2 separate regions of the Homo sapiens genome follow, and region 1 is linked to region 2. Evidence: chromatin contacts called from ENCODE Hi-C or POLR2A ChIA-PET data. All regions are on one chromosome and are shown on one strand. The core of a region is the stretch at or near the end of the contact, and the rest is flanking DNA. Distances in the headings are between cores, read along the strand shown.

Region 1 (3,622 bases), core at 557-3,056, 41 kb after region 2:
TTCCAAAGCAGCTGCAGCATTCTGCATTCCCATCAGCAGCATATTAGAGTTCTGATGTCTCCACATTCTCACCAACACTTGTTATTATCTGTCTTCTCTGTTAGAGTTATTTTAGTGGGTGTGAAGTGGTGACAGACAGGACTAGCCAGATTTCTTAGGCCGACTAAGAATTCCACAGCCTAGCTGGGAAAGGTGACCGCACCTACATTTAAACACTGGGCCTGTAACTCAACTCACACCCAACCAATTAGGTAGTAAAGAGGGCTCACTAAAATATAAATTAGGCTAAAGCAGGAGGATAAAGAAATAGTCAAATCATATATCGCCTGAGAGCACAGGGGGAGGGACAATGATCGGGATATAAACCCAGGCATTCGGGCAGGGAGCAGCAACCCCCTTTGGGTCCCTTCCTATTGTATGGGAGCTCTGTTTTCACTCTATTAAATCTTGCAACTGCACACTCTTCTGGTCCATGTTTGTTATGGCTCGAGCTGAGCTTTCGTTCGCGGTCCACTACTGCCGTTTGCCGCCGTCACAGACCCGCCTCTGACTTCCACCCCTCTGGATCCGTCAGGTTGTCCACTGTGCTTCTGATCCAGCGAGACGCCCATTGCCGCTCCCAATCGGGCTGGAGGCTCGCTATTGTTCCTGCATGGCTAAGGGCCCAGGGTTCGTCCTAATCGAGCTGAACGCTAGTTGCTGGGTTCCAGGGTTCTCTTCTGTGACTCACGGCTTCTAGTAGAGCTATAACACTCACCGCATGGCCCAAGCTTCCATTCCTTGGAATCCGTGAGGCCAAGAACCCCAGGTCAGAGAATAAGAGGCTTGCCCCCGTCTTGAGAGTGGCCCGCCATATCTTGGGAGCTCTAAGAACAAAGACCCGCACGTAACAGTGGTATCCTATTGTGGTTTTGATTGATCCTTGGGGGCTAATGACACCCAACATCTTTTCATGTGCTTGCTGGCTACTTGTATGTCTTCTTTGGTAAAATGTCTGTTCAGCTTCTTGCCTGCTTTCAACTGGGTTATTTGTCTTGAGTTGTCATAGTTCCCTATATATTCTAGATACAAGTCCCTTATTAAATGTATGATTTGTGAAACTTTTCTTCCACTCTATGGGCTTTTTCACTTTCTTGATGGTGTCTTTAAATCATATATGTTTTTAATTTTGATAACCTCGTAGGACTTTAAACGGTGAATTATTTTTTCTTTGCCTTTGGGTCATTAACAAATAGACATTAATAAACGTGGTGATAAAAATGTTTGCTAAGGAATACATGGTGAAGTGATCTGTAAGAGGGAATTCCAGATTAATATAAAAGGCAAAATGAATGGATAGAAACTGTAGCATTAGACGAAACAGCAGGAAGTAGGGTACGGTGGGAGAAGATGTGGTGTGGAGAAGGGCAGTCCTATATATGCAGGAATCACTCCAGTTGCCGAATACCAAAAGGCCCCTCTTCAGTGTCATTGTCAGAAGGAAATATCCTTGAGGGACAGAACTCACGTAATTAAGGACAACCACAAGGAGATTATAGTTTATAATTTTCTGCATGTTCTTAGAATAAACAGACCCCCCATAGCAATAACTACTTATTAATGAAGTCAGGTGTGCATGCTCATTCCTAGCCTGGTTAGTCTATGGCATGCACATAACACAGAATTTTTGATGGATGAATATTTATTTATGCATGAGTAGCACGGATATTACACTTGCAGATGAAGCCAGAGTTCCAGGTTGCTATCATCATTGTATGAATAGAATGGAGTTGTTTTTCCTTATTATTTTCCTTGTCTTTCTCCCTTCACCTCCCCCAACCTTGCCACTTCCCATCTAAACACAGGAATATACTAATCAGGGAAATATGCACTGCTGTTTAGCAAAGGGGTCAAACCCATTTGGATGGAATTCCAGGCTCAGCAGGCTAACAATGGCAGGAAACTGGGCCCTCAAGCCGGCTGCACCGGGGGGCTGTTGAGCGATAGCTTGTTGAAAGAGGCGGCCCTGGGGTATGCTACTTTGGCTTGCTTTATGTTTGGAATGCTGCGATTGTTCCAGACACAATGAGGGATCTGTCTGTCCACACAGGAGCAGTTATAATTACAGGAACAGAAGCTAAATTACTGCTCTTAATTGCAAATGATTCCATTGCAGCCTGTATACAACTCTACTAATTTGTCCTCTGGGCTTTATGGGGGCAGGCAGGATTTTTAATTTAATGTCTTTGGTGATTATGCTTTATGTCCACTTCAAATTGTAATGCCCTGCCGGTGAGGCCAGGGTCCCTTCTGCTTCAAGTTCATACCCTTCTGTACTACCTGTCTTGTTGATTTTGATGATTCAGGCCAGTACATGATGTTGCCTCTGCTGAGAAGACAGGGTGTTCAAAGTGCATCTGACTCTGGTGTCCTAAAACCTTGCTTTGTTGCTGCCTTTAAGGGGCAATCATAACATCCTGTAGAGAGGTCTTCTTGTGTATGTGACTTAGGAAACACTTCCTACTTAGGAAAGAAGGTTGACATCTGGCCTGGCATTGTGTTCTGGAAAAGGCAGCTGCAACAGATGTGAGTTTATAGCAAACATCATCAATAAGTGGATGCTCTTTTATTGTGGAGTAGGATCTCTGTCCCTTTGTCTGTTAGGAAGTGCTTTGGGAAGATTCACCACCCTTGATAATTTAAACATCATTCCTTCATTCATTCATTCATTCAGCAACTGTTATTTGAAGGTCTACTATGTGCCAGTATTAGGAGTGGGATGAAGAGTAGAGTAAGAGAAGGCCTACGCTATGAGCTTACAGTCTCTGTAGGGATCCAAACACATAAATGAGTAAGGCAGTGTGATAGTGTCATGGCAGAATTTTACACGTTTCATGGCCTGCAGATAAGAAGTGAAGAATATTCCCAGAAGCAGCCACAAACCTTTCCTTCCAGAACATTGTCCAGAACTGAAACATGGACCAATATTAAAACAGTCACTGGTAAGTGGATAGGCTAACTCTTCGATCAATCAGGCCTGCCCAAGGAAAAGGGAGAAGAGACAGCTTTCCTAGAAGCATAGGGCAAAGGTGGGAGATTTAGGTGTCTGAACGAAATCCAGTCTCTGTTTAAAGAAGAAGACAGAATGATGCTGAGAGACACCCAATAATATCCATCACCTCAGACAGACATGTCAGAGAGCTCACTCTGGCAGCAATGTAGGGATTGGGGATGATGGGGCAGATTGAAGGCAGGGACATAGTTGGGAGGTGCTGTGGGATTCAGGGAGGGGGCTGAGAGCTGGAACTGAGGCAGAGATACGTGCCAAAGAGAGGAGGGATCAGTTCTGAGAGCTGCAAGGAAGAAGAATTTATAACAGTGATTCTTAAGCACTGGGGGAACGTTGGCCCCAAATAATCTGATGCTAGCAGTTTTACATTAAATGTCAAGCTTGCCAACTTGATCCATTAGCATCAGTGTGACCTCCATGACCAGGAAGCTGGACTGGTCAGCCCTTTGTTGGGCCACTCTTGGTTCTGATGGAACCAGAGATTTTTCTTTTCTGGGGCGAGTTGGGGACAGAGTCTCGCTCTGTTGCTCAGGCTGGAGTGCAGTGGTATGTTTTCGGCTCACTGCAGCATCT
Region 2 (4,186 bases), core at 98-2,597:
CTGGTGTTTTTGAATTTTGGAAGTGAGGCTAGATGCATTTATTCATTCAAAATTAATTTTGAGTGTCTAGTATGTGCCAGTCACTGCTTTGTGTACTTGGGGAACAAGGAAACAACAAAAAATTGTTCCCTTCAAAGCTCTCATTATAAGGGAGAGGGGAGTGTGGGATACAGATTGCCAACAGTAAAGAATAGATAAACCGCATACATTAGAGTCTTAAGCCCCACAGCAAAAAAGAAGAAACTGGGTGTTCTGGCCTGCAGCCGGGACAGTAGAGAGAAGATTGCATTGAAGTTTCCAAGTGCAATTTTACTGAACCAGTGAGAAAAATGACAAGAGTTTCTATTTCTTCCAATGAAGAATGGGTCTTACCTATAAACAAGTGTTAGAAGATATATGTGCATATATCCACCCGTCATCTTACTACTTGCAGACTTAGATTCTGTAGACATTTATATCTATAAAATGATACTCAGAATATTATTTCATAATTATGTAAATTATTATGTATACATTATATATGTGTACAGAATATTATTTCATAATTATGCAAATTATGTATACATTATATATGTGTACACACACATATAATCATACTATTATACATACACAGTTATGTGCTGCTTAACAATGAGGATCTCTTCTGAGAAATGCTTCATTAGGTTATTTCATCGTTGTGTGACCATCAGAGTTACACAAACCGAGGTGGCATAGCCCACTACACACTTACACTATACGGTAGACCCTATCATTCCTAGGCTGCAAACCTGGACCCCATGGTACTGTACTGAATACTATAAACCACTGGGATGCAATGGTAAGTATCTGTGTAGCTAAACATACAAAAGTACAGTAAAAATACTATCATCTTACAGGACCACCATTGTATATGCATCTGCCTTTGACTGAAGTGTCATTGTGTAGCAAGTGAATGTATATTACAATTTAAACAATACATGCCCTCAAGGAATTTTGATATCTCTTTCAAGTCATGTAGATATATAGCACATTTCCAGCTCCCCGAATAGTTTTTTTGCTTATTCAGGAATAATTTTCTAACCTGACCAATTTACATCTTTTGATCCCGTAAACCATAGAAGCTTCTCCCTGTTTTCGGCCCCATCCTGCTGACCTGTCTTAAAGCTAGTCCATGCTGGCTTTCAGCCTTCAACTGCCACTGGGAGTGACAAGGGTTCTGGAAGGCTGGGCTGGCGTGGCAAGGGGAGACTCCCCTGAAAGGAAGAATGTCCCCAGGGAGTGCGGCGTGGCCAGCACATCTTCTCACACTTTATTCCTGCTCTGAAACCCAAGTCAGAACTTCAGTTTCTGGTTTCTTTGAAAGTACTTGGTGAACAAATAAGCAAATAGGGGATAAGGAATGTCCAGTCATTGTTTGAGGATTTTCTGGAATTTGGAGCATTGTTATTTTAGTTGTTTAGAAAAGGCTTTGGTTGCCTGTTTATCATACAGTGCAGGCTCATGAATAACTTCCTGGGGGACTGGCCCACATTCTTGGTCCGGTTGGCGTCTCTTGCCCAGCAAGGCTCATGCCGGGCGTCTTCCCAACATCCTGTCTGGGAATGACCTTCTTTTCTCTGCTTACTAAGCTCCGAGAGTCCTTATTGAAATGACCTCCTGCACAGGAAGGCCTGCTGTGGCGCCTGGCAAGAGAAAACAGCCCTGGTTTCTAGGAAGTCCCACAAATACACGCACACACACACACACTCTGGAAGTCTTGTTAGGAAGAGGTGACATGTTTATGTTCTTCCACGCGTCTGATAAGGAAAACCAGCAGACATTCCAGAATGTACAAAACACGGGTGAGGACAGGTGCAAGGACCACAGCTGGAAACCAGCGAACACAACAAACCGCAGCTGTCTGGGCCATGCCACGCTGGTGTGGGCCAGAGGGGAAACCAAGGGCGTGCGTGTGTCTATGTGTGTCTGCAGATGCACTCAGGCTTAAAAATTAGAAGCCTGCAAAGCCCCCTGCATTTAAGAGAAAAAAAAATAATCATGGAATTTTTCTGGCCATCTAGAAAAAATTTTGCTCTTGCCAAAAATATTCAAAAGCTATCAGGATTTTTTTTTAACTTATCTAAATGATATTAGTGAGTGCAGGGGAATCCCAAACAAAGGGACAGTTGTGTTCTTTAAATTCACTCTTGGTTTTAAACGAGACCTGCTTGAACATAATAAAGAACTTCAAGAAGCCCTCTCACCTTGGTTGAATGATAAAGTGTTTAGAAATAATACCTTCATGATTATCATGTACAAGACATTCATCTTATAAGGACTCTGATGACTAGAGAGTTCAGTGCCTTGCCTCTGGTTGTAATGCAGAAGCGTGATTCCCACTTAGGGGTGTTCAACATGCCATGGCCTCCCTTTCTCTGTGATCAAAGTTAGCATCACAGTTGAGTGACCTACCCAGGGCCCTGAACTCACAAGCATCTCATATCCGGTTTAACATTCTGCTGTTGCCATGGTAAAATCTTTAATAAGGATTAATAAATTATTAATCCTTAATGAATCCTTAATACCTTTGAACTCGGATCTTGCAGGTGTACTCCAACATGAAAACGGAGCATGCATGTGAGCTGAGTAGTGACATGCAACATGCATGTCCATTGATCCTTGCTGCTCATTCACATACAGTGTTCGCGATGCCCCCTGGACACAGAATTCCAGTGGACCCACCACGTGTGGGGATTCAGGGGAGACTCAAAGCAAATACAAGGTAAGCATGGACAACCAAGGAAGGTGAGGTGAGGAAGGAGGAGGGACACTGACAGCTCCAAGAGGGCACATTTTCCATTTGAAGCAGAACTTGCTTTGACACAAGAAAGAAGGCAATGGCATTCTATTAATAACAAATACTAACGACCAACGGACCCTATTCTGTTCTTTCTTACTCATGCACTTCCCTGAATTAACCATATACTTCCTCTGAAAATGAAGACATAGACCAAAAGGAAAAAAGGGCAGCTGAGCGTTAAGATTTGATAGAGTTTGTGCATATCAAGAAGTAAAATAAAAGGCTGGGTGTGGTGGCTCACGCCTGTAATCCCAGCACTTTGGGAGGCCAAGGTAGGCAGGTCACCTGAGATCAGGAGTTCGAGACTAGCCTGACCAACATAGTGAAACCCCGTCTCTACTAAAAATACAAAAATTAGCCAGGTGTGGTGGTGCACACCTGTAACCCCAGCTACTCGGAAGGCTGAGGCAGGAGAATCACTTGAACCCGGGAGGCGGACGGTGCAGTGAGCCAAGACTGCGCCACTGCACTCCAGCCTGGGTGACAGACTGAGACTCCATCTCAAAAAAAATAAAATAAAATAAATAAATAAATAAATAAAAAGAGTTGAGTTAGTTTTGTGCAGTATTTCCACTGTTCTGGCAAGAAAAAAAATATATATTCATGTATAAGCTGAAAAATATGAATTACATAATTCCAGTGATTCTGCAGATGAGTTAAATACTCTCATATTTGCATTTATTTATTTATTTATTTTTAATTTTTTTATCTTTTTTTGAGATGAAGTCTTGCACTGTCACCCAGGCTGCAGTACAGTGGCACGATCTCAGCTCACTGCAACCTCCGCCTCTGGGGTTCCAGTGATTCTCGTGCTTCAGCCTTCAGAGTGAGTAGCTTGGGATTATAGGCACACGCCACCACGCCTGGCTAATTTTTGTATTTTTAGTAGAGATGGGGGTTTCACCATGTTGCACAGGATGGTCTCAAACTCCTGACCTCAGGTGATCCACCTGCCTCGGCTTTCCAAAGTGCTGGGATTACAGGTGTTGGCCATCGCACCTGGCCCATATTTGCATTTAAAACTGACATTGTACAATGTAAAGATGAACCATAAAATTCATGCTAATAATTTAAAATTTTAATTTTTCTTGACTTAGAACAACACTAAACAGCAGATTTTTTTTTTTAACATCATGATAAATTGAGACACTGCAGAAGGAAGGAAAAAAGCTTTATTTTATAGTACCTTTGACAATAGTTTCTTCCCCCACTTTTAAACAGTTTTCATTTGCACTGGGTCTCATGAATACAGAGCTTGCTGTGCTGGTGATAAATAGAAATTTTGGCAGAAACACATCACATGGTCGTTAGGCTTAATCTTGGAGATTTGTGTAGCTTATGTCTACTAGTGCTCACATCACCTCTACT

The links. Hi-C counts contacts between places; a loop is a spot of excess contacts on that map. ChIA-PET counts read pairs that join two places held with the same protein, here RNA polymerase II (POLR2A). Pooled maps may share reads with other maps.
Region 1: a loop to region 2 is called in a map of heart right ventricle, with 7 times the contacts of the local background. The contact joins two enhancer-like sites. A Hi-C loop is called at or near these places in 24 of 168 maps with a recorded cell type or tissue (Calu3, IMR-90, PC-9 and 13 more), 2 of 37 single-sample maps with no recorded cell type and 15 of 50 pooled maps. POLR2A ChIA-PET finds 5 or more read pairs at or near these places in 6 of 52 experiments (AG04449, AG04450, BJ and 3 more).

What each region holds. Positions count from the first base shown.
Region 1 is chr6:11,648,530-11,652,151 of GRCh38, forward strand. No RefSeq gene overlaps it. Among named protein-coding and RNA genes, the nearest start is that of TMEM170B, 110 kb to the left of the region's middle. RefSeq lists enhancers at 1,601-2,206, 2,207-2,812. Within about 2 kb of position 1,807, at least 2 of the 41 ENCODE cell types and tissues checked have a DNase peak (open chromatin) inside an H3K27ac peak, as active enhancers do; they include heart right ventricle, where a contact is called at or near this core.
Region 2 is chr6:11,608,129-11,612,314 of GRCh38, forward strand. No RefSeq gene overlaps it. Among named protein-coding and RNA genes, the nearest start is that of TMEM170B, 72 kb to the left of the region's middle. RefSeq lists an enhancer at 1,186-1,727. Within about 2 kb of position 1,348, at least 13 of the 41 ENCODE cell types and tissues checked have a DNase peak (open chromatin) inside an H3K27ac peak, as active enhancers do; they include heart right ventricle, where a contact is called at or near this core.